6 separate regions of the Homo sapiens genome follow, and all the other regions are linked to region 1. The links are chromatin contacts, found by Hi-C or POLR2A ChIA-PET in ENCODE. All regions are on one chromosome and are shown on one strand. The core of a region is the stretch at or near the end of the contact, and the rest is flanking DNA. Distances in the headings are between cores, read along the strand shown.

The links. Hi-C counts contacts between places; a loop is a spot of excess contacts on that map. ChIA-PET counts read pairs that join two places held with the same protein, here RNA polymerase II (POLR2A). Pooled maps may share reads with other maps.
Region 2: a loop to region 1 is called in a pooled map, with 5 times the contacts of the local background. The contact joins the enhancer-like site here to the promoter of E2F3 in region 1. A Hi-C loop is called at or near these places in 1 of 37 single-sample maps with no recorded cell type and 2 of 50 pooled maps. POLR2A ChIA-PET finds 5 or more read pairs at or near these places in 1 of 52 experiments (Panc1).
Region 3: a pooled map shows a loop between it and region 1 (2.0-fold over the local background). The contact joins the enhancer-like site here to the promoter of E2F3 in region 1. A Hi-C loop is called at or near these places in 1 of 50 pooled maps. POLR2A ChIA-PET finds 5 or more read pairs at or near these places in 2 of 52 experiments (K562 and activated naive CD8-positive, alpha-beta T cell).
Region 4: a loop to region 1 is called in a map of naive thymus-derived CD4-positive, alpha-beta T cell, with 11 times the contacts of the local background. The contact joins the promoter of RNF144B here to the promoter of E2F3 in region 1. A Hi-C loop is called at or near these places in 2 of 168 maps with a recorded cell type or tissue (chondrocyte and naive thymus-derived CD4-positive, alpha-beta T cell) and 5 of 50 pooled maps.
Region 5: a loop to region 1 is called in a map of B cell, with 17 times the contacts of the local background. The contact joins the promoter of FAM8A1 here to the promoter of E2F3 in region 1. A Hi-C loop is called at or near these places in 2 of 168 maps with a recorded cell type or tissue (B cell and naive thymus-derived CD4-positive, alpha-beta T cell) and 9 of 50 pooled maps. POLR2A ChIA-PET finds 5 or more read pairs at or near these places in 1 of 52 experiments (K562).
Region 6: a loop to region 1 is called in a map of CD4-positive, alpha-beta T cell, with 11 times the contacts of the local background. The contact joins the promoter of DEK here to the promoter of E2F3 in region 1. A Hi-C loop is called at or near these places in 7 of 168 maps with a recorded cell type or tissue (CD4-positive, alpha-beta T cell, CD8-positive, alpha-beta T cell, OCI-LY7 and 3 more), 15 of 37 single-sample maps with no recorded cell type and 25 of 50 pooled maps.

What each region holds. Positions count from the first base shown.
Region 1 is chr6:20,399,311-20,403,164 of GRCh38, reverse strand. E2F3 (E2F transcription factor 3) reads right to left here and starts at 1,286. Exons shown (of 7, transcript NM_001949.5): 1 at 540-1,286. The coding sequence starts at 932. It overlaps LOC124901482, which reads left to right and starts at 393. Exons shown (of 3, transcript XM_047419652.1): 1 at 393-740; 2 at 785-896; 3 at 1,003-2,424. The coding sequence starts at 393. The coding sequence ends at 1,610. RefSeq lists silencers at 152-621, 1,472-1,711 and an enhancer at 849-1,373.
Region 2 is chr6:18,213,979-18,217,570 of GRCh38, reverse strand. It overlaps KDM1B (lysine demethylase 1B), which reads right to left. Exons shown (of 22, transcript NM_001364614.2): 20 at 2,442-2,564. Among named protein-coding and RNA genes, the nearest start is that of DEK, 49 kb to the left of the region's middle. RefSeq lists an enhancer at 2,129-2,248 and a silencer at 2,459-2,508. Within about 2 kb of position 2,135, at least 5 of the 41 ENCODE cell types and tissues checked have a DNase peak (open chromatin) inside an H3K27ac peak, as active enhancers do.
Region 3 is chr6:17,628,871-17,632,801 of GRCh38, reverse strand. NUP153 (nucleoporin 153) reads left to right here. Exons shown (of 22, transcript NM_005124.4): 17 at 1-152; 18 at 3,263-3,931. Among named protein-coding and RNA genes, the nearest start is that of FAM8A1, 31 kb to the right of the region's middle. Within about 2 kb of position 2,180, at least 3 of the 41 ENCODE cell types and tissues checked have a DNase peak (open chromatin) inside an H3K27ac peak, as active enhancers do.
Region 4 is chr6:18,385,507-18,389,429 of GRCh38, reverse strand. It overlaps RNF144B (ring finger protein 144B), which reads right to left and starts at 2,080. Exons shown (of 8, transcript NM_182757.4): 1 at 1,800-2,080.
Region 5 is chr6:17,598,618-17,602,596 of GRCh38, reverse strand. FAM8A1 (family with sequence similarity 8 member A1) reads right to left here and starts at 2,295. Exons shown (of 5, transcript NM_016255.3): 1 at 1,476-2,295; 2 at 1-7. The coding sequence starts at 2,187. LOC102724591 (a long non-coding RNA gene) reads left to right here and starts at 3,621. Exons shown (of 5, transcript XR_007059485.1): 1 at 3,621-3,844. RefSeq lists enhancers at 1-389, 390-890 and a silencer at 1,957-2,436.
Region 6 is chr6:18,262,565-18,266,199 of GRCh38, reverse strand. It overlaps DEK (DEK proto-oncogene), which reads left to right and starts at 1,670. Exons shown (of 11, transcript NM_003472.4): 1 at 1,670-1,815; 2 at 2,204-2,357. The coding sequence starts at 2,213. It overlaps LOC124901270 (a long non-coding RNA gene), which reads right to left and starts at 1,668. Exons shown (of 2, transcript XR_007059486.1): 1 at 1,123-1,668; 2 at 1-470. RefSeq lists silencers at 1,310-1,589, 1,630-1,989, 2,050-2,109 and an enhancer at 1,995-2,546.

The DNA.
Region 1 (3,854 bases), core at 37-2,536:
GTGTCAAGCGCAGCCCCGCCGATCCCCTGCGCTCCGAGCACGCCGCAGGGACCCCCGGCCGCCAACGAGCCTCCAAGGCCGACTGGGGGCTAGCACCCCAACAGTCCCCCGGTTTCAACCCCTCAGAGCCCCCCACACCCCAGTTCACTACTCCCTCCCCCACCCCCTTCTCCATCCGGGGCGTGACCCCTTCCTACGCCCGAGAAAGAGGAAGCTTCGAGTTGGAGGGGAAGGGAGAGTGGGGGTAGGGAAAAGTGCAGGAAAAGAAGGGGGGGCCGCGAAAAGTTTTGGAGTGTTTGATGTGGTTCGCGCCAAGGCAATCCCCGCCGCCCCGCGCGCCTGGCCGAGCCCCCCGACCCTCCTGGCGCCGGGAAGAGCACTCAGGTCTAACAATGAACCCTCGTTGGAGGGGCAGCCCCCGAGGCCCACGATGCTCGGCCCAGTGCTCTCCCCGAGCGGCCCGCAGCGCGCCCACGACCCCGCGCGGTGCGAGCCCACCTCCCGCCGGGGCTGGGGACGGTGGGGAGGGAGGGTATTACCGGAGGGCCGCCGCCGCCGCCGCTGCCGCCGCGTCCCAGCGCTGGTGGCTGCTGCAGCAGCCCGGCTCTGCTGGAGGGTCCGTGCGGCGTGGTGTAGAGGAGGCTGCCGGCGGTCTGCTCCGCGCCGGGGGCACTGGGGAGGAGGGGGCCGGCGGCTACGGCGCCGCTTTGGAGGGAGGAGGAACAGGAGGTGGTGGAAGTGTTCGTGGTGAGGATCTGGATGTACGCGCCCGGGGCGGCGGCAGCGGCGGCGGCGGCGGCGAAGCCGGGGCTGGCTAGCAGTGCCCTTTTGTCCATGGAGGCTGCAGCGGCGGCGGCGACGACAGCCGCCCCCTCCCCACCCCCGGCGGTCACCAGGTACTGCTCCAGAGCGGGCTGGATTCCCTTTCTCATCTCTCGCTCCTGCTCTTTTTAGTGTTATGGTATATTAATGTATTGTTTTCAATTTCTTTATTATTTGCAGTCGGAGTTTCCAAGTCTCTCCTCCTTCTCTCCTCCCCGCCCGGCGCTTCCGAGCCCCCTCTCTCTCTTTTCTTTTTATTTTTCCGCACCGCACAGGCCCCGGGGGCCAAAAATAATCGGGGCTCTGGAGAGAGGAGGGTCCCGGCCGCACGGATATCGGGCCCCAAGCGGGGATGGAGGCGTCGGGGGCGGCCGATGCAACGGATTGCGAGGCGGCGGCGGCAGCCCGGGTGCTGCGGCCGGCAGCTGAAAAATGGCTCCAGGAAGCTGCTGCTGACAATGAATGAAGGGATACGGTTTACGCGCCAAGGTCCTCCCGCGAAACTCGGATTTCCCGCCGGCTTTTCAAACCATATTTGCATATCCCCGCCCCTCAACCCGCCGAGGACCGTTCCCACAGCCCATTGGGCCGCTACCTCCTTACTTCAGTCCCAATCATGGAGCAGGGCCGCGACTTGCTGGTTTCCATTGGCTGCCGTGCATCATGGTTACCGGGGCGACAGGGACCCTATTTGCATAGGCCTCCTTGATTGGCTGGCAGAAGAGCAGTTTTTAGGGGGTGGGGCAAAGAATTTCCTTCTCTCCCACGGAAGACCACGCCTGGCCTAGGCTCCGCCCCTGTCCCCGCCCGCCCGCCGGGCCGGCGCTACTGACCTGGGCAGGGACTCCGCGCCCCGCAGACTCAGTGTAGATCTAGTCTAGAGCCCAAGTTTCGCTTTTGGAAATTGTCAAGGTGACTAAGGGAACACTCTTTCCTTTGACCAGTCAGTGCAATAAACGAACAGCGCAGGAGATTTTTCCAGATACGTGCCAAAGGCAAGTTGGACCATGCGGACGATGTCTGGCAGGTGCAAAAGGAGCCCTTTAAATCGTGGGCTTCTCCCTTCCTGAAATCCAACCAATGACGCGGCGAGAGCTGATCCCGAGGCCGGGGCTGATAGACAGAAGCATGTGGGCAGACAGAATCGTGGGGGCAGAAGGTTCAGCAGACGCGATTGCGGGCACCAGTTAACATTCCAGATCATTCCCGGTACCTTCATTATTAGCCTGGATAGGGGTAAAGTACAAATTAACTCTTTTGTCTTACAACGGATATTGGTTTGAATCCAGCAGACATTCCCTCTGGCCCAGAAACACCCAGGGCAGTTAATCAGGGCTAACCTAGAACTGATCTACGGGTTTCTAATCCGCCAAGCAGTAATCCGAAAAAGTACACGCTTCCCACGATGACGTCGTGCCCCCAACGAACGCAGGCACGCCCAGGCATCAGCACTTTATATCTTCAGTTTTGTAGGAAGTTCTCTGACTGGAAGCAAACACAACGACTCAAACCTATCCCAAAGTATTTTTAAAATAGTGTCTTTTTTTAAAAAGTAAACTAGAAATTGTCATCAGAAAAATATAAAATGATGTGTCAAACTGACTCCTGAATTTGTTCAAGTATTCATGGGTCTTAAAATTAAAGCTTGCTCCTGAGATTGAGCAGGAAAAGAGACCCCTGCAGGAATGTGGGGGAAGTTATGTATGTAGAGACTAGATCATAATTTATAGTTACGTGCAAAACAGCTGCAGAATTGGTGCTCATAGGTGATGAGGATTGCAACACCTTGAGCCCTTTCACAAGATTTTTATTACTATTATTAATTTCCCAAAACTCTTACTCAGAGTGCTATGAAACACCTGACAAGATGTGTCAGATCAGGCTAGGACTCCTTAATATTTTAGCCTTGTTACCTTTTCTGAAACAGATGAGTTAAAAGTTCCATTAAACCTTGCACCAGGCTCAGGAATATTTTAGTCTTGCATTCAGGCTAGTTGAGGATCCATAGCCCTAAACATTTGTCGACACTGGTAGAGGTGACACTATCTTTATTTTTTGAGACAGAGTCTTGCTGTTGTTGCCCAGGCTGGAGTGCCATGGCACGATCTCAGCTCACTGCAACCTCTGCCTCCTGGGTTCAAGCAATTCTTCTGCCTCAGCTTCCTGAGTAGCTGGGACTACAGGTACGTGCCACCACGCCCAGCTAATTTTTGTATTTTTAGTAGAGACAGGGTTTCATCATGTTGGCCAGGCTGGTCTTGAACTCCTGACCCTAGGAGATCCGCCTCCCTTGGCCTCCCAAAGTGCTGGGATTACAGGCATGAGCCACCGCGCCTGGCCAGAAGTGACACTATCTTTAGGGCAGATTAAGTGGTACTCAAAGGGCATGAGCTAGAAGTGTAATATACCAGCAGCTTCCCTGCTCTTGTTCCATCAATGTTGCTTTCCTCTATGGATATACCTGTGGAAGAAACTAGTACTGTCACTACTTGGATATTACCATCTGCAGAGCATCACTGGCAGCTTGCATTTGGTGGCAGTAGTGGGGGTTGTGAGGGAGGAGTGGTGCAACATACACAGTAATTATAGACCTGCGCCTTATGATTAGAGACCAGCCTGGGACTGGGGCTGTGCATAGAATCCTGGCTTGAGCTCCCCACAAGTGATTGCAATAAGATAAATACGACACAGCCACAAGAAAGCAAGTGTTCACACTCTAGACCCACACCTGCAATTCTGCTTTAGAAAGCTTTCAGATATTTATCATTCTACCTTACCCAAGTTTTTTTAATATAGGGTATTTGGTAGAGAAACAGATGTTTTGACACTTTATGTCTAGTGAACTCTAGGATGAGTAGGTGGAGAGAAGAGTTCAAAGAGAGAAGATAGTGGAAGATAAGATGCTGAAATCCAAGGTAGGCTATTAATTTGTGGAAGAGGTAGCATGTTTTAGCAGAAAGAATGAGCTTTGGAGTCAGAGTGATCTGGGTTTAAATTCTGGCTCTGCCATTTACTAGCTATATAGCTAGGGG
Region 2 (3,592 bases), core at 886-3,385, 2.2 Mb after region 1:
CCCATCTCTACTAAAAATAGAAAAATTAGCCAGGCATGATGGCAGGCGCCTGTAGTCCCAGCTACTCGGGAGGCTGAGTCAGGAGAATGGCGTGAACCCAGGAGGCGGAGCTTGCAGTGAGCCGAGATCGCGCCACTGCACTCCAGCCTGGGCAACAGAGCCAGACTCCATCTCAAAAAAAAAAAAAAAAAAGAAGGGAGATAGACATGGTACAACCCAACTCATACATTTTGCCCCCTGTTTAGGACCTGAGTCTATTCCTGTATCATTCTGAAACAGTAGTTCTCAAGATGTTCCTCCTGCTGCCTTTAAATCTACCCAAGCCGGTATTTGTGTCTTATCCTCTCTTTCCTGCCCCACCCACACACAATTCCCTCACTTCTATACCTCCTCCTTCTGCCCGGGACACACTCTCCCTCTACTGGGGGCTATCACCCATGGCTAAGAGTTCGGGCCTTCCCTTTTCCATCGTGTGGTAGCAGAAAGGAGTCTCTGGCCCAAGAAGAAAAGGGAAGGATGGAGTCTCAGGATCACAGGTTGGAATTCTCAACAGGGTTCTCCACAAAACAGTGATACAAGGTTATGTTTCACATTCACTCAATTTAAAATACAGCAGTCCCCTCTTCCCCGCCAGGAATATGTTCCATGACCCGCAGGGGATGCCTGAAACCATGGATAGGACCAATACTATACACACTATGTTTTTTCCTATTCATACCTATGATAAAGTTTCATTTATACATTAGGTACAGAGATTAATGACAATAATAAAATAGAACAATTATAACGCTATACTGAAATAAAAGGTATGTGAACATGGCTCTGATAACAGAGATGACTCCTGAGTGACTAATGGACAGGCAATGTCTACAGTGTGGAGGTACTGGACACGCTCTTCAGAACGGTGCATGACTGAAAACTTATGAATCTATTTCTGGAATTTTCCATCAAATATTTTCAGACCTTGGTTGACCACAGTAACTGAAACCATGAAAGCAAAGCCTCGAGTAAGAGAGAGCGACTGTAATTTGTCAGCTGGCCTCCAACAAGCAACACGATAAACAATATTTCTATAGAAACGGTAAGCTAAGTTCCAAACAACTAATGTAAAAAACAAACTTCTGAACAAAAACCCCAAGCAAGGGATTGCATCATTAGATAGATCCTCTCATATAAAATTAGCAACAAGGCTGGCCATACAGTGGCTCACACCTGTAATCCCAGCACTTTAGGAGGCCGAGGTAGGCGGATCACTTGAGGTCAGGAGTTCAAGACCAGCCAGGCAAACATGGTGAAACCCTGTCTCTACCAAAAATACAAAAATTAGCTGGGTGTGGTGGAGCACACCCATAATCCCAGCCTACTCGGGAGGCTGAGGCAGGAGAATCGCTTGAACCCGGGAGGTGGAGGTTGCAGTGAGCCAAGATTGTGCCACTGCACTCCAGCCTGGGCGAAAGAGTGAGACTCTGTCTCAAAAATAAATAAATTAAAATGAAATAAAATAAGCAACATATCTGAATGCCCCTTTCTCTTTAACTTACATAACTTTTGAGTCATTTCACTTCTATTTCTGCTCCTTTATTTCAAAAAGATATAAGCCATGGCCATTTACAAATCTCCAGAGATGGTGAGATTTAGTACACTGGCAAACAAAGTATCCTGAGCTCCGTGGAGAAAAGAGACTATCTGCATGTGTGCGATATTAAAAAAAGCTGGCCAAGGCTCCTCTTAAAAGGAAAGCTGTAGTCAAAGCTTCTAGGGCTTCAGTAAATATAGAATCCACGTAGAAAATACCGAGCCTTTTATATCCTTACAAAAAAAAAAAAAAAGGGAAGTGTGTATGATGTGAGAAGAAAAAAAGGAAGGAAGACAATTGTGTAAAAAAAGGTACAGGGCACTGTTACAGGCAGAACCGTGTCTCCCTCAAATTCCCATGTGGACACCCTAACCCTCAGTGCCTCAGAATGTGACTGTATTTCGTCGCATGGTCTCCAATGGGTAATTACTTTAAAGTGAGGTCGCCGGGGTGAGCCTTAATCTAATCTGATTTGTGTCCTCATAAGAAGAGGAGATGAGGACACAGACACACACAGAGGGAAGCCCATGTGAGGACACAGGGAGAAGACAGCATCTACCAGCCAAACAGAGAGGACCCAGGAGAAACCAACCCTGCCGACACCTCGATCTCAGGCTTCCAGCCTCCAGAACTGTGAGGAATAAGTTTCTGTTGTCTAAGGCAGCCAGTCTGCGGTACTCTGTGATGACAGCCCTCACAGACTAATCTCAGTGCTGAGGTGGGCAGTGGGACTCTGAAAGAAAGAAGACTGTGGCCTCTGCCTTCCTTCCTGTGATTCTCAGTGACGCTGGCTGCTTGGGCTTCACACCTGCTCTGGATAGCAAGCACGGCTTGCCCCTTTCAAGGAGGGCTTCCTCTCTCTCACCTGCTCCTTGAACAGCTCCCGGAGCGTGGCCATGCACTGCTGCAGCACCTGTTTGTCATCCAGGGTCCTCACGGATGCGACAGCCTCCCCGGCAATCACAGACATCAGCACGCTGTGCTTCTTCTGGAGACATGAAAGGAAAAGCAGGAGGTCTGTGAGTGCTCAGCTCCCACAGATAAGGGCCTCTTTTTTTTGTTTTTTGTTTTGTTTTGTTTTAAATGAGACAGAGTTTTGCTCTGTCACCCAGGCTGGAGTGCAATGGTGCAATCTTGGCTCACTGCAACCTCTGCCTCCCAGGTTCAAGTGATTCTCCTGCCTCAGCCTCCAGAGTAGCTGGGATTACAGGCGTCTGCCACCATGCCCGGCTAACTTTTGTATTTTTAGTAGAGACAGGGTTTCACCATGTTGGCCAGACTGGTCTCAAACTCCTGACCTCAGGTGATCCACCCACCTCGGCCTCCCAAAGTGCTGGGATTACAGGCGTGAGCCACTGTACCCGGCCAAGAGCCTCACTCTCACAAGTTAAATGTCACTATTTCTGGCTGTCCCTTATCCGCACGTCACTCGCCAGTCCATTTTCCTCGCAAACACTCATTATTCATCCATCCACTCTATTGCTTCCTGCTGGAAAAGAAAAACACTAAGAAATGTAAATAGCAACTTTAAGGTTCCCTTGGCTGTTCACTAATTAAAGCTTGCTTCGGAAGAAGTAGAAAGAGATGGAGAAGGAAAATCTGCAGATAAAACAATGAAAAATAAAAAAACCTCAAATGGTAAAGAAAATCTGCCCTCGGCTCCTATGTGAAACCTTTTAAGACAAAGTTTCTTGAAACTGAAAGTCAGAAACAGCCATGATTCTTTCGTGTGGCAGTGACATGACGGCAGAGAAAGTGACCACCCCCGTCCAGCTCTGGGTATGCCATTCTCCTCTCTCCTTCCTTCCCTCAGCTCTCACATCTGCTGACACTCACACCCTCCCTCACCAATCATACACCCTTTCCCAGCTCCCTAGAGGACCCTCAGAGAGGAAGTTTCAAGCACCACTCATTGACTCTGATGTCTCCAACTTCACCTAAGAGGAATTCCCCCATAGCCTGAAATGACAGTTTCCACAAGCATCCAATTCATGTCCCAGGGAGCAACATGAGGAC
Region 3 (3,931 bases), core at 931-3,430, 2.8 Mb after region 1:
TCTGCCTTCTGGAGGCTCTCTAGGATTGGAAAAGTTCAAGAAACCCGAGGGAAGCTGGGACTGTGAATTGTGCCTAGTGCAGAATAAGGCAGACTCTACCAAATGTTTGGCATGTGAAAGTGCAAAGCCAGGCACAAAATCTGGGTTTAAAGGTAAGGCCAAAAAAATAAAAATAAAGGTGATGGTAAAGCGCCTTTTTGTAAGGCCATTTAAAAATGAAGTATTTGAGAACAGCTTCAGTGTTCACTCATTCTCTCTTGAAAATTAATATAAAATGAGATTATCCTGAGATGTTTTAGTTATATCTGTTTCTGAATATTGTAAGGTCATATTAGTTGCTTGTCAACAGTGAGGTATCTTTTCTCCAGGTGGGAAAAAAAATTTCTTGTGTCATTGAGCCTCAGAGAGTTTTTGTTTTTTGTTTTTAACTGCTAGCCCCCTAGGTGAACTGTTCTTTGTTTTTTTGTTTGTTTGTTTTTTTGTTTGTTTGTTTGTTTGTTTTTGAGACAGTTTTGTTCTTTTGCCCAGGCTGGAGTACGGGGGCGCGATCTCTGCTCACTGCAATCTCCGCCTCCCAGGTTCAAGCAATTCCCTGCCTCAGCCTCCCAAGTAGCTGGGATTACAGGTGTGAGCCACCGCGCCCAGATGAACTTACTGACTTTTATTTGACTGGGAATACACCTCTAAATTAAAAGCGATACAGGCTGTGGCTTTGGTTTCCCAAAGTAGGTCCCAGGAAAAGAACTCTTAATATTTTACTATATAAGTACAAAGGAAGACTCCCTCAAAGTAATTAATCCTAAACTAACTGGAGGCCAGATTTTTGTGTTTTTTTTGAGATGGTGTCTTGCTCTGTCGCCCAGGCCGGAGTGCAGTGGCCGATCTCTGCTCACTGCAAGCTCCGCCTCCTGGGTTCATGCCATTCTCCTGCTTCAGCCTCCCGAGTAGCTGGGACTACAGGAACCTGCCACCACGCCTAGCTAATTTTTTGTGTTTTTAGTAGAGACGGGGGTTTCACCATGTTAGCCAGGATGGTCTCAATCTCCTGACTTCGTGATCCACCCGCCTCGGCCTCCCAAAGTGCTGGGATTACAGGCGTGAGCCAACACGCCTGGTCTGGAGGCCAGATTTTTCAAGTCTTCTGTAAAAGAGTAAGCCCGCAAGGAGAAAATGTGTGAGGATTAATGTCTTGAAACAACTCAGACAGATATTTCATCTTCTTACTTATAAGTTGTAGCTAAATAAAGTGTACTCAGTGGACAGAGTGTAGACCCCTAGAACGGTGAGAGGATGGGATGGGGGGTAGATGATGAGAAATTAATTAATGGGCACAATGTACATTATTTGGGTGATGAATATACTAAAAGCCCAAACTTCACTGCCAGGCAACATATCCATGTAACAAAATTGCACTGGTAATCCTTAAATTTATACAAATTAAACAAAAATAATAGCAAGCTTTATCTACTTTGTAATTAGCTTTCAAACTCTTGATTGCAAACCAAAAGTCAGGAATAAACCTTTTATATTGTGAGCCATCACCTGCACAGCGTATATGTCTATATGATTGAAATCTGTTTTGCAAAATAATACTTGCCTCTGGTAGGTGTAAGGTTCCCTGGTATTTTCTGTTTTATTTTATTTTAAAAGAGAAGTGCTGGTTGCAGCCTGCTAAATTAATTGATGATTAATGGTATACAACTAGCAGTTTGAAAAACACTGCATTTAAGTGTTTTAGAAGTTTGTGCTTTCTGGTTCATTTTATCTCTTTCTGTAGCTGTTAATTCATGCTCCCCTTTTTATACTGTTCTCTACCTGTAGTGTGGTAATCACCATACTTTTAAGTATCTTAGTACTTCTTAATGATCCTTGTTTTGAGCCAGTAGGTCAAGTACTTCATTTCTGATTTCCTTAGCTGCAGAAAAGCATTATGAAACCAAGACTTTGATCTTGTCAGTATAATGCTTGCTCTCTTCTCTTTTCTCTTCTCTCCTCTCTCTTCTCTCCTGTCTTCTCTCTTCTCTCCTCTCCCCTCTCCCCTCTCCCCTCCCTTCTCCCCTCCCCTCTCCCCTCTTGTCTCCCCTCCCCTCTCGTCTCCCGTCTCCTCTGCTCTCCTCTGTTTTCTTTTCTTTATTTATTTTGAAGTGGAGTCTCACTGTTGACCGGGCTGGAGTGCTGTGGCGCAATCTTGGCTCACTGCAACTTCTACCTCCCGGGCTCAAGCAATTCTCCTGCCTCAGCCTCTCAAGCAGCTGAGACTACAGGCACAGACCACCATGCCTGGCTGATTTTTTTTGTATTTTTAGTAGAGATGGGGTTTCGCCATGTTGGCCAGGCTGGTCTTGAACTCCTGACCTCGGGTGATCTGCCCGCCTTGGCCTCCCAAAGTGCTGGGATTCCAAGCGTGAGCTACCACGCCCAGTCTGATGTTTAACTTTATAAACATTGCTTCAACTCTGTAATTCTTCTGTTTTTCTGTTGCCTTCCTTTTTTAAATGCTTGAGTGAATAACACATTTATTCACAAGATTTAAAAATCAAGAAATTGTGACAAGGTTCAATCTCTTCTCTCCATTGTCTCTTTTTCCACCTTCCCTCCCACTTCCAAATGTAACTGTGGTTAGTTTCTTGTAAATCTTTCAAAGTTTCTTTATGCCCATCCAAGGCAAACATACATACCCCTATATATTCTTACTTCCTTTTACCTTGTTAGAAAAGTCTGTATACCGCACTCCCTTTCTGCCCCTTTGATTTTATCAGGGATTATCTTGGACACATCTTTGTTCTTCCTTCTTCGTTTATAGCTGCCTGGATTGCATATGGCATTTTGCATGTCTATGAGTTTATCTTTAAAACAAACTCCAGCTATAGAATTGCAAGGTCAAAGGGTATATGCATTTGTAATTTTCGGTAACTATTGACAGATTGCTCTCTATGAGTTTTGTGTTCATTTATACACCCACCTGCAATGTGTAGCCTGTTACTTCCAGTCTCATCACTAGTACAAACTTTATCAAACTTTATCGCAGCCAGTCTGATAAATGAAAAGTGGCTTGTCAGGATAGTTGTGAGGATTGAGATATCATTCTCATACCGACTAAATATAGGTCACCTTGGATTATGTTTACAGCTGCTGGTAATACTCTTCAAAGTAGGCCCTTTCAAAGTTACTCCTATGTTTCTTTGGCTTTCACAGTGTTTACATTTTGTTTGAGAGGATCAGTACATTGAGTGTCTATGTGGTGTCTTTTATATTTTTGTAGGCTTTGACACATCTTCCTCATCTTCGAACTCAGCAGCCTCCTCATCCTTCAAATTTGGTGTCTCATCATCCTCTTCTGGGCCTTCTCAGACTTTAACAAGCACTGGAAATTTTAAATTTGGAGATCAGGGAGGATTCAAAATAGGTGTGTCATCCGATTCTGGGTCTATAAACCCCATGAGTGAAGGCTTTAAATTTTCTAAACCAATAGGAGATTTTAAATTTGGAGTTTCATCTGAATCTAAGCCCGAAGAAGTTAAAAAAGATAGTAAGAATGATAATTTTAAGTTTGGACTTTCTTCTGGTTTAAGCAACCCAGTTTCTTTAACTCCATTTCAATTTGGGGTATCTAATCTTGGACAGGAAGAAAAGAAAGAGGAACTGCCCAAATCTTCCTCTGCAGGTTTTAGCTTTGGTACAGGTGTTATTAACTCCACCCCTGCTCCTGCTAACACCATAGTGACCTCTGAGAACAAGAGCAGCTTCAACCTTGGAACCATAGAAACCAAGAGTGCTTCAGTGGCTCCTTTCACATGTAAGACATCAGAAGCTAAAAAAGAAGAAATGCCTGCCACCAAAGGAGGATTCTCTTTTGGCAACGTGGAGCCTGCCTCTCTGCCATCTGCCTCAGTGTTTGTTTTGGGAAGGACAGAAGAGAAACAGCAAGAGC
Region 4 (3,923 bases), core at 831-3,330, 2.0 Mb after region 1:
ACTACTGAGGAGAAAGACGTTTTTCAGGAAGTTAAATGGTCATACCAGGTAGATAAAATAAGCTTTTTCTTTCCAGAGAGAGCATACTCTTCTCTCTGCTGTAGAGTTTGGCTCCAAAAACCTGGTTCATAATCTGAGACCCAAAAACTGATTATTTTAAAAAGACATGTCTTAAGCTGACCTAGTTTGGAAGCCTGAATGCCTTTAAATTGCCAATGAACTGAAACCATTCATGAGAATGGGCCTTTTGAATGCTGAGAATGTTCTTTGGGACTCAGCACAAAGATATTTGGCATAGATGACTGTAAATATTTGTAAAACTCTGGGTAAATGGGCAGGATTTGACCACACTCAAGCCCGACTTCCAGCACAGTAGTGTAGGAGAAAGTTATCTAGGGTGATTGTTTGGGGTTTTGGGGGGTTTTTTTGGTTGAGTTTTGTTTGTTTTAAATAAAAAGCCAAGCAACCCAATTCTACTACTCAACATCTTTTTCACGTTCACTATATATGTTTACCTTTTTTTAATCAAGATAATTAATTAGTCAGAGACTACTTTTGAAACTGAGGTTTTTCCCTTTCCCACTTTTCTAAGTTTATGCCCACGACAAAAATAAAAAAAAAAATGCCAGTCAAAGGTGTGCAAGGGCAGAGCAGGAGTTGTGTGAAACCATGACCTTGGATTTCATAATACAATTATCTACAAGTGGCTTTGTGGATCTGCTATAGGTTTTTCTCCCCCTCAGGATAGTTTTAGAAGTATTTAAGGCACTGCTGTCCATGAAAAGGACCCAGGTTGTGAAGGAAAGATAAACTAAGGAGAAGGAGGGACTCACAGAGGGATTTGATGTGAAAGGGACCAAGAGGCTCATTTCAGTGAAAGCTGCGGCAGACAGATACTCTAATTAGCCAGCAACTCAGTTAGGACTGGCTAGGTTCCTTTTGCCTCTTACCCACACCCTAAAAACTGAGTCATCCCAAAGTTCATTTATTTTGCTTCTGGGCACAGACACCCCCTAATCTGCTTCCTCAGAAATGTTAGATACATTGCCATTTAATTTATACCTCTCAATGTTCAAATAAACGTCCAGAAATGCCAAATCGGAAGAGCAGAGATAGTCCTGTTAAGAACCTCAGAGCTAATGTTTTGATAAGATACATGTGGCAGAAAGCAATATGAAACTGACAGTCTGTTATGAGAACATGAAAAAAGAACATTTCCCAGAGAAGGGAATTAATTTCTGGGAAATCTTTATGTGAATAGTGTATATGCATGAGGAGTAGACTTACAGCAGGATCCTTGAAACTCATGAGAAAAACAAAAGGTGTTTTAGAAAGAATAAGCAAAAGATACCTACCTTTTCCCTGCACAAACGACAATCAGTTCGATTTTAACTTAAATTTGAGAATGGCTCTCGTAGTATCAGAGTTTCACTGTTTCATTAGCAATTACCTGATAAAATAAGCACTATAATGCATAATCCGAGATTATGCCAACTTTTGGTCTCCCCTTAAGACCTAGGGAGAGGTCTGGTCTAATCTCGGATTCTACAATACATTCTATTATAGAAACTGTTTTATTAGAAATGAAACTACTTTCCTTTAACAAAGGCATTTTTCTTCTAAGTTAACAGGTGTTTAAGGCATTCAGAATGAATTCAGTTCTGTATGGTTTGAGCACTAGAGACAGAAAATCGAAAAATTGTGGTGTCACAGTGAGTTTCCTGTCCTTTTTCCTTAGTCCAGCAACACCATTCCGGTCTTGCAACGCCTGTAGCCTTTAAAAAGCTCGCTAAACCTACCTGGCAGCAGACCTGCGTTCCTCCGTCGCCGGGCTTCTCAGTAGCCTCCCTCGCGCTCACCGCCAGTCCGGGCTGCTGGCACACCGGACAGGAGCTCTTCCATTCTCTCCGTCTTTCCTCCGTGCTCTGCGGCTGACAGCTTTACACTTTGCAAGACTGCAACAGGACTTGCGCTCCCAGACCTACGGGTCGGGAGGAGGCGGAGTCCCCGACCGCCTCCTAGCCTTGACTGGCAGCTGCGATGCCCGGGACTGTTGCAGCGGGAGCGTGGGGCACAGCTCGCCAGCAGCGGTAGCAGCGCGTTTATTTATACAGGAAGCTCAGGCGCCGCACTTCCTACTTCCCATGTGGGTCGTACTTCAGCTGCAGGTGTTGGCCTTAACCCTATCCGAACCCGGGCGCGCTGCACCGACTCTACTGCTTGTCAGGACCTGTCTCTTGTTCTCCTGGGACCGCTGTTGCAGGAATTCAGAGCAGGGGGTGCAGGCAGCTGCCCCTAGCGCACTTCTTCTGCCCAGACAGGGACAGCTCACCTCTTGGCCTTAAGCGCCTGCTACCTCTCTGTCTGTACATATCCTCACAGGCCACCTTTCTTTATTTTCTCCCTCCTTCCCAGCTCTTTAAATCTCTTTCTTCTACTTCTAACAGCCCAGACCTGCCTTCCCACGTGGCAGACAACTGTTTTATAGAAACACTTCCCATGCACATCTCATCAAAAAACAGCTTGTACCTCACTTGTCCTTTTGCATCTAATGATGAAATTAGAATACCTGTGAATCAAATCGGGAATAATCTTAGTTTACCTCATAAAATACAGACACTTCTTGATGAAACAATGATTTCACTTGAAGTGCTTTGTAACTTAACTGGTTGTACCCTCAATTAAACAAAAATGTAACAAAATAATCCAGAAGCTGTGAGGTATTATGAAGTGCTTCCTTGCTCCAAACCCTTGGACACTTCATTTGTGTGACATTCATAATGAATCGCATACCTACTCATTCCCCATATCCCCCATAGATCACAATCACCTAAGTCTGCTGAACATTGCCATTTAGGAATGTCGCTCTGACACAAGAATCTGTGTTCACTCTGCAATCCCTCTCTACTTTTGCAACCACTGTCAGGAATGTGCTTCCTAAAAGGAAGGGACTCACAGGCCCTTTGTGGAAAGGATCTGTGCACGCCAACAGGCACCATTCCAAACGACACAAGCAAACATTGCTTCTCAGCCCTCCAAGTTGAAGAAAACCTCTAGGTCAAAGCAAAGTGCTGAATAACACAGTGTATCTACATGTGCCATGCTAGGGCAGGTAGGAGGACCAGCTCACCAGTCAGGGAGGAAGAGAAAAAGGACAGGGGCAATAAGATGATAAAAGAACCCACGGTAGGATATTTGAGCTTGAAAAGTCTTCCTAGCTATTTTAGCAAATAACCTGATTTTAAAAATAAGGAAACTGGGCTGGGTGCGGTGGCTCACATCTGTAATCCCAACACTTTGAGAGGCCAAGGCGGGCAGATCATCTGGGGTCAGGAGTTCAAGACCAGCCTGGCCAACATGGTGAAACCCCGTCTCTACTAAAAATACAAAAAATTAGCTGGGCGTGGTGGTGGGTGCCTATAATCTCAGCTACTCGAGAGGCTGAGGCAGGTGAATCGCTTGAACCTGGGAGGCAGAGGCTGCAGTGAGCCGAGATTGCGCCATTGCACTCCAGCCTGGGTAACAAGAGCGAAACTCTGTCTCAAAAAAAAAAAAAAAATAAGGAAACTGATGTCCAGGAAGATTTAAGAGATTGGCCCAAACCAGACACAGGCCAAGCTAGAATGAGACCTAAATCTGAGTTACATGAGGAAGGTGAATGTAAATGAAAACCATCCCAAAGGAAGTCCAACCTTCAGATTTAGCAATGGCTTAGGTTCTGAGATAATCTATTTCAAGGAATTTTCTTGGTATAGTGACCATTTTGGTGGACAGGAACTAGGAAAGATAAAAAGCAACCTCTAAGAGGTTAGTTTATTCATTGGTGTTGATGCAAATCTCCTGAGCCTTAAACCAAAGTTCAACACAGAGTCCACTTTTCAAATTACCATTCATAAATTATAATCTCTTGTTAACAGGATAAG
Region 5 (3,979 bases), core at 1,046-3,545, 2.8 Mb after region 1:
TCTCTGCCTGTAAATTAAAAAAAAAAAAAAGTTAGGAAAAACGAATCATTTCACATAAGCCTTGGAACACAAGCCATGTAATGAATTGCTAAAGAAAGTCAAGGTACAACTTAATAAAAAATATTTATAACCGTGCAGCAACTATTGATATTGATTCCACCAAGAATCCATGTTACTAAAATAGAGTAACAGAGAATCCACTATTTACTGAGCTTAAAGTTTGCTTTCATCACCTTAACGTTTAAAAATTGATTTCACACGGCCAGGTGCAGTGACTCACGTCTGTAATCCCAGCACTTTAGGAGGCCGAGGCGGGCAGATTGCTTGAGGCCAGGAGTTCGAGACCAGTCTGGCCCTGGCCAACATGGCGAAACCCCGTCTCAACAAAAAATACAAAAATTAGCCGGGCGTGGTGGCGCATGCCTTTAGTCCCAGCTACTAGGGAAGCTGAGGTGGCAGGACGGCTTGAACCTGGGAGGCGGAGGCTGCAGGGAGCCAAGATCGCCACTGCACTATCCAGGCTGGGCGATAGAAGCAGACCTTGTCCCCACCCTCCCCACTTTCCCCCTAGAAAACTGATTTCACAGATAAATTTGATTAGGGTACCCACTACATTTCACTAGGAATTCTAATGAGGAGAATCCAGGTGATCACATCTAAGTCACACAAAATTAAACATTTTTTAGTACAAATCAAGGTTAAATATTGGCAATTAGTATAAAGTAAATCCCTGTAATCCCCCCCCACCCGTTTTTTAGTTTGTTTTGCTTTCTTTAAAATAAACCCAGTGAGTATCAATCTGTCATCCTAAATTCTGACTGGGATCAGAGGCATCAACTAGTTCTTGTCCCATCTATCTGTGGCTAACTAAAATAAACTAAAAGTCTAATAGTTTAAATAGTAAACTAAGAAGTGTAACTAATTCAAAATATTCTAGTTCACACACAGAAGCAAAAACAATTACACAATATACAAGATATTGATCAAATGAAGTGAAGCTTTGACCCAATCAAAACTTCCTAACTCCACTTGTATCCATGTCGATCTCCTTTTATATCCGTTCAGTTCCACTGTCCTAAGTAGCCAATGTCTGAATAATTTTCAGCATTACCAGTCGAGCCCCTCCAAAAGTGGGTTTGCCATTTGCGAATTTAGCTTTGGCCCTCACTGCAGAGCGTGAAAACCAAAGGAAGAGGATGGTTTGAAGAGCAATTTCTTTTCACGAATAAACAACTAGTCCCATGAGTAAGGGAGTCAATTTGGAGTGCCAGGTCTAAAGGAAGAAGAAACTGTATTGCCTCCTTGTACATTTTGGGAATTTAGGGCCTGGACAAACGATAGCTAGTGAACTGAACGGGCAGGATAGTCAATCAGAGTAGAAGCAGCAGTTACAGGTCTAAAAAGCGTGCCAGCTCTACCCCACAGGCCCCCGAAAACCCTTCTACTCCGCCCAGCCTCCACCTCGCGCTTCTCACCTGCCTGTCGCCCGGTCTCGCTCGGGCTTCGCGAAGGGGCTGCGGATCCTACCCTCGTCACTGGAGTGGCCCGGACCGACGCCTGCACGTGAGGAGCCCGGGGTCCCAGGCCCGCGACTGGAGCAGGGGTGCTGATGCCGGCAGCTGTCCGCGGGTCAGGCCCCGCGGCCCCGGGGCTCAGGAAGTAGAAGGGGTTGTAATAGCCCAGCTGCGGGGGCGGCGGCGCCGCGGCCTGGGGGACTGCAGCGCCGCCCGAAGGGAAGCTCTGCGGGGAGGGCTGGGGGCTGCAGTAGGCTGGGAAGGCGGCCAGGCCGCTGTGCCAGGTGAGGTAGCCGCAGTAGGACTGCCACAGCCACTCGTGCACTTGCCGGGAGTACTCGCGGGCGCTCAGCCGAGCTGGTCTCTCTCGTGGCGCCGCGGCTTCGGGCGCCTCGCAGCCCGCCTGCTCCTGCAGCTCTGCACCGGAGCCGGAGGCCGCCTCCCCGCGCTTCCTGAGCTCGCGCGGCGGCTCCAATTTGTCGGCTGCGGCGGCAGCCGCGAGGCCCGGGGCTGTGGGCCGGCCCGGGGCCTGGGGTTCGGCCTGGGGGTCGTCGCGGGGGCATGGGACGGCGGTGGTAGGAGGGCCTCTCAGGGAAGGGACGGGCTCGTGGTCCCCTCCGCCATCGTCCTGCCCGGGAGGGTGGCCTCGGGCTTCCTCGGGCCCCTCGGCCATCGTCGCCTCAGCAGCACCCTCTGGGATACCTGTCACTGCTCCGTTTCCCTCCCCCAATGGCCCCTCCCCAACAGCCCCGTCACCACCGCAGCAACCGCAGGCGTCAACAATCCCCCGCCGGAAGCGGAAGCCCCGCCCCTCAGGAGCAACGCCCGCCGCCAGGCGGAGCTGGGAAGGGAGGGCGGGGAGGTGCGTCTGCAGTCCCGGGTTCGGGCCCTAGTAGTCGGTGGCTGGTCGGTGACTGGGACCAGACCGTCGCCTCCTCCCTTTTACAGCTTTAAGTCTGTGACCCGAGGCCTCTCTGTATATTCCCGTGGGGTTGGGCCTAGTTGTCCTGGGAGAAACTAGATGGATGAGGAGTATTTCCGAGACAGGTCCCAGGGCCAGCGCAGCCTTTTCTGTTGCAGAACCGCGACTGTTGTTTTGGGATCCAGGCCGGAGGGTTTGTTGCTTGTGTTCATTCCAGTTAACCATTAGTACTCGAGAAGGTGGTACAGAACGCATCTATCCCCTTAGAAGAAAAGAAATTAAAAGCCAAACTAAACTGGGATATATATTAATATAGGAAACTACCACTGAGACATAGGAAAGTGTATTAAAATATAACTAGTGAGGTGCTATGTATAATTCAGAGGAAGGGGAAATTATGCATGGGCCAGACTACTAACAAAAGGCTCCAAAGCCTGGGATACGCTGAGGGCCTTTCCATAACAGAAAATGAAAAGGAACCTAAATTTGAGACTAGATTTGAGGAAAGGCACAGTTGCGCTGGAGTAGAAAGCGTCTGTCTACCGCAGTGGAAAGTAAGTTTTCGTAAATGCAGACTAGCTCCAGGGTGAGGACAGAATCTAGCTTTTAAATCAGTATAATCTCTCTTCTTTTACATTTGAAAATCTCTGCAGCGATATGTTATTGTATCCCCAGCACCATACAAAGGACATACAAGGGCCAAATACTGTGGGAATATTTATTAATGATATTAATGATGATGCTGTCCGGGCCAAAGGAAAACTTCCGCTTCACCTTCTGAAGTTTCGCTGAAAGTCACTGACAGGAGGCAGTTAATAGGAGAAAAGACATAGACATTGATTTGACCATCGTTTTATGTGACACGGGAGCCTTCAGAATGAAGACCCAAAGATAACAAGGGAAATCGTGTATTTGTATGCTTAGGTTCAACAAAGCATGGACAGCCGTATAAAAAAATGACTGGACAAGGCCGGGCGCGGTGGCTCACGCCTGTAATCTCAGCACTTTGGGAGGCTGAGGCGGGCGGATCACAAGGTCAGGAGATCGAGACCATCCTGGCTAACACAGTGAAACCCCGTCTCTACTAAAAATACTAAAAATTAGCCAGGCGTGGTGGCGGGCGCCTGTAGTCCCAGCTACTCAGGAGGCTGAGGCAGGAGAATGGCGTGAACCCGGGAGGCGGAGCTTGCAGTGAGCCGAGATTGCGTCACCGCACTCCAGCCTGGGCGACAGAGCGAGACTCCGTCTCAAAAAAAATGACTGGACAAAAAACACTCTGATGCAAACAGGCAAGAAACCCAGCAAGGCCTATCTGGATTCTCCTTGGCCTGTCTGCAGCATTCATTCCTTCTGGGTATGGAACAGGACCCTCTGGAATGGGGGCTGTGGCCTACAACAGTTAAACAAGGTAGGTCAGATAATTTTTCTTTTCCTTCTTTTTTTTTTTTTGACAGAGTTTTGCTCTTGTCGCCCAGGCTGGAGTGCGATGGTGCGATCTCGGCTCACTGCAACCTCCCCCTCCCAGGTTCAAGTGATTCTCCTG
Region 6 (3,635 bases), core at 421-2,920, 2.1 Mb after region 1:
TCCTGGGGGGAAAGGGGTAGGTCCCTGCCCACCTTCAAGCCAGGGATGGCCTGAAGCCTGGGGGGCCTGGTGGCCAGTTCCAGGTAGAGTCTGCAGCCCAGAGTGAAAACTAGTGGTGCTTTTTCTGGGCCCACCCATGGGCCAATCAGCACACACTTCCTCCCTTCTGAGCCCATAAAAACCCCAGACTCAGCCAGCGCTCAGGCCTACCAGCTGCAGGAAGGAGCTACCCACTTTGGTCTCCTCAACTCGTCAGGACCACCTGCCTGCAGAAAGGAGCTGCCCACTATGGGTCTCCTCTCCACTGAGGGCAGGACGCTAGTCGGGACAACCCCCCTGCAGAAAGGAGCAACCCACTTCAGGTCTCAGGAGAGCTGTTCTGTCCCTCAGTGAAGCTCCTGTCCACCTTGCTCACCCTCCAGTTGTTTGCGTGCCTCACTCTTCCTGGACACAGGACCAGAACTCAGGACCTGCCAAATGGTAGGATTGAAAGAGCTGTAACACAAATAGGGGTGAAACACAACCCCCCACTCCCAACCACGTTGCAGGCAGCAAGAAGGAGAGATGAGCTGTGGAGTGTGGATAGGATTTGAGTGGGATAAATAGTGTGGAAAATGGCATACCGTTTGAGGGTAGAAATGACACTATTCGCGTATGTTTTGGAAGGGGAACAAAAGGAAAAGGGAAGATTCAAAGGAAATGTCTAATTTTTGTCCTGCAACCCAGAGTCCAGGCAAATTTCACTGATCACATTTCTATTAAGTCCACTGAGTACAAGGATCCTTCAGGTGAGCTAGTGGTTGAAGAGTTGGGAGAAAATAAAGGAAATCACATACAAAAGAAGGCAGCATTGAGCAGGGAAGATACTGCTTTGAGTGTCTGCAGTGTTGAATGTGTAAAAAGCATCTGCATAGATGACCTAGAACTCTGGGAGAAGGGTCTGGACCCGGCCAAATAACATATTTCCTCTATTATAAAACAGAGAGTGTGTGTGAGAGAGGAGAGGAGAAGGAATGGGGTGGGAGGGAGCCTCTCCCCTTATATTTACAGGGGTGTAAATCTATGTGGCTGGCTATGTGAACCTTTAACGTGGCAGGTAGGATCTTTTTCCTTTCGGTGCACCTTACAAGCGATGCGGTCCTCAGAAATACAGATTTGGGAGTTATCTATCACCCAGCATGATTTCTGGAGCATTGATGAGACCGCTGATTAATTCTCCTCCGCCTCAGAGTAACACTGTCGATAGCGACTTCGGAGATCTCTAAACTTCTTTACCGCGCCCGCCGCGCCCCTCCGCGGCCCGGGACTGCTCATCATCTTTTCCAGGAAGCGACCGTGGAAACAATAAACACGCAGGCCCCCTAGCGTCCTTCCGTTCCGCGCTGCCAGGCCGCCTCGCCTCCCGCTCCCGCCCGCCCCGCGGGACACAGCCCGCCCGCACTCCGGGGCCCGAGCGCCGACCACACTCCAGGCGCAGCCGGGGAGAGCCCCGCGCGCGCATCCCTCCGCCCGCGGCCGAGGCGACCCCTCGCGGTCCCGCCCGCCCGAGCTTCCCGCGGAGGCACCCGGCCGCCCCGCCTCCCCCGCCCCGCGCCCGCCAACTCCCAGCTCGCGGCCCTGATTGGTCGCCGCATTCCCGCTCTCCTTCCCGAACCGCCATTTTGAAAATCTTGTTGATTCTGGGGAGCCGAGCGCGCGGCGCGAGCGTCACGCCAGACAGCGGCCCGCGCGCCTTCTCCTCGGCGTCGGCCGCCGCCGCCTCCCAGAACCTCCTCGTGCCCTCGCGTGCCAGGCCCGCGGCGGCCGAAATCCGCGGTAAGGGCTGCTTCGGGACGCCGGAGGCCCGGTCGCCCCTGCCGCGGCCGACGGGGGAGGGACGCGGCCATTTGGACGGCGGCCTGGGGCGGGGGAGGGGACGTGGAGGGCCGGCAGCTCGGGCCGGGCCGGGAACAGCGCAGGCCGGGCGGGCGCGCGCGCACGCGGGGCAGCGGGCGCGGTTTCCCGCCTCGGGAATCCCTGGACGGCGGCGGCGGAGCGGGAGGGAAGCCGCCCCTGGGGACTGAGCGCTGCGGTCCCGGCTATGGGAGGAGGCAACTTTCAGGGCAGGTGTCCCGCGGGAAGGGTAGCATCATTCAGGGTGGCCGCCCGGTCCTGCCTGCGGGAGTAGGAGGACCGAGACGTCCGGCTTTCTTCCCGCATGCAGGTTCACAGCATGTCCGCCTCGGCCCCTGCTGCGGAGGGGGAGGGAACCCCCACCCAGCCCGCGTCCGAGAAAGAACCCGAAATGCCCGGTCCCAGAGAGGAGAGCGAGGAGGAAGAGGACGAGGACGACGAGGAGGAGGAGGAGGAGGAAAAAGGTGGGGGGAGTCGCATCCCAACTGATGAATTTTTCAGACCGAAGTTTTTTTGTATTTTTCACCCAGGAAACAGTTTTCTTGCTCTTTTGGTGTTTAGAGGCGTGAAGTCGGAGTGATTTTCAGCGAGAATGTGTGCACAATTTATCTGCTTTTGTTTTGAGCGATGGCGTAGAATTGACTTTGTGTATTCCGGTTTTTAAAGTATTTGTTAGCGTGGTAGAGATGTATTGGAGTGCAGCCGACTTCTCGTCCGCTCTAAACGTTCGTTAACATTTCATCATTTGACGGGAAGTTTGTAGGTCTTGGATTTGATTTTTTTTTTTACCTGTGTGTGTGCACCTTTGAAGTTGCTAAGTGGATGTTCTAATTTTGTCCTTTTCATTACACATCTTTTGCCTTTTGAAGTTATTGTAAGGTCTTGGTGCAGCCCGTTAAGACTGAAGTTATAAGGCTAGACCCGGAAGTATTTGAATACTTTCGAATATTTTTACATTTACCAAAAAGTTTCCCTCCCTGGCAAACAGCGGTGAAAGCTGTTGCTACTTGAGAAAGTAGTTAAAAATGAAGAAAGTGAACTCTGAAAGAAAGTTAAATGTGAGCCCAGCACTGTCTCGGTTTCGAACCTGTGTCTGTTTTAAGGGAGGGCGATATGAGCCCTGATTTGACTGGAGGTGTGAAACGGAAACTTGACTGAATAGAGGAGTGTGCTGCGGCAGTTTATCCAGGATGCATGCAGTGTCTGTTTCAGGTGTACCCGCTTCTTGACATGTTTCCAAACATTTAAAAATCCGAGTCGCATCTCTTAGCATTCTTTGATATTAGCTTAGTCTGCGGTTATTTCGTATATGTTTACGACTCAGCCACACTTGGGAAGAGGTTGAAGCGCTCTTCCTAAACCCGGATTTTTTTTAAGCCTCAACCAGCCTGTGGTCACAATCTGGGTTAAGATTACAAGGTGTGCCTTTTGTTTGTTTAAAGTGGTATGTGCCCTAAGAAGGGCATATTTAAGTAAAGCATGGCTTTTTAAATATAAGTTTTCACATAAACTATTGCTTAACAACATGTTATTTTAAAATTATTTTTAATACAACAACAAAATTGGCTGCACTATCTCGCTGCTAGCCAAAGAGGCTCTGCACTTTTTCTCCAATTTTTTGTTTGTATTTTGGTCTTCTGGTGGGGGCAGGGTTGAGATGCCAAAGAAATGGTGAATTTTCTTCATGTCAGGAAAAAATTAGAGAAGTCATGTAAATATACTGTAAGTGGCCAACACAGTAA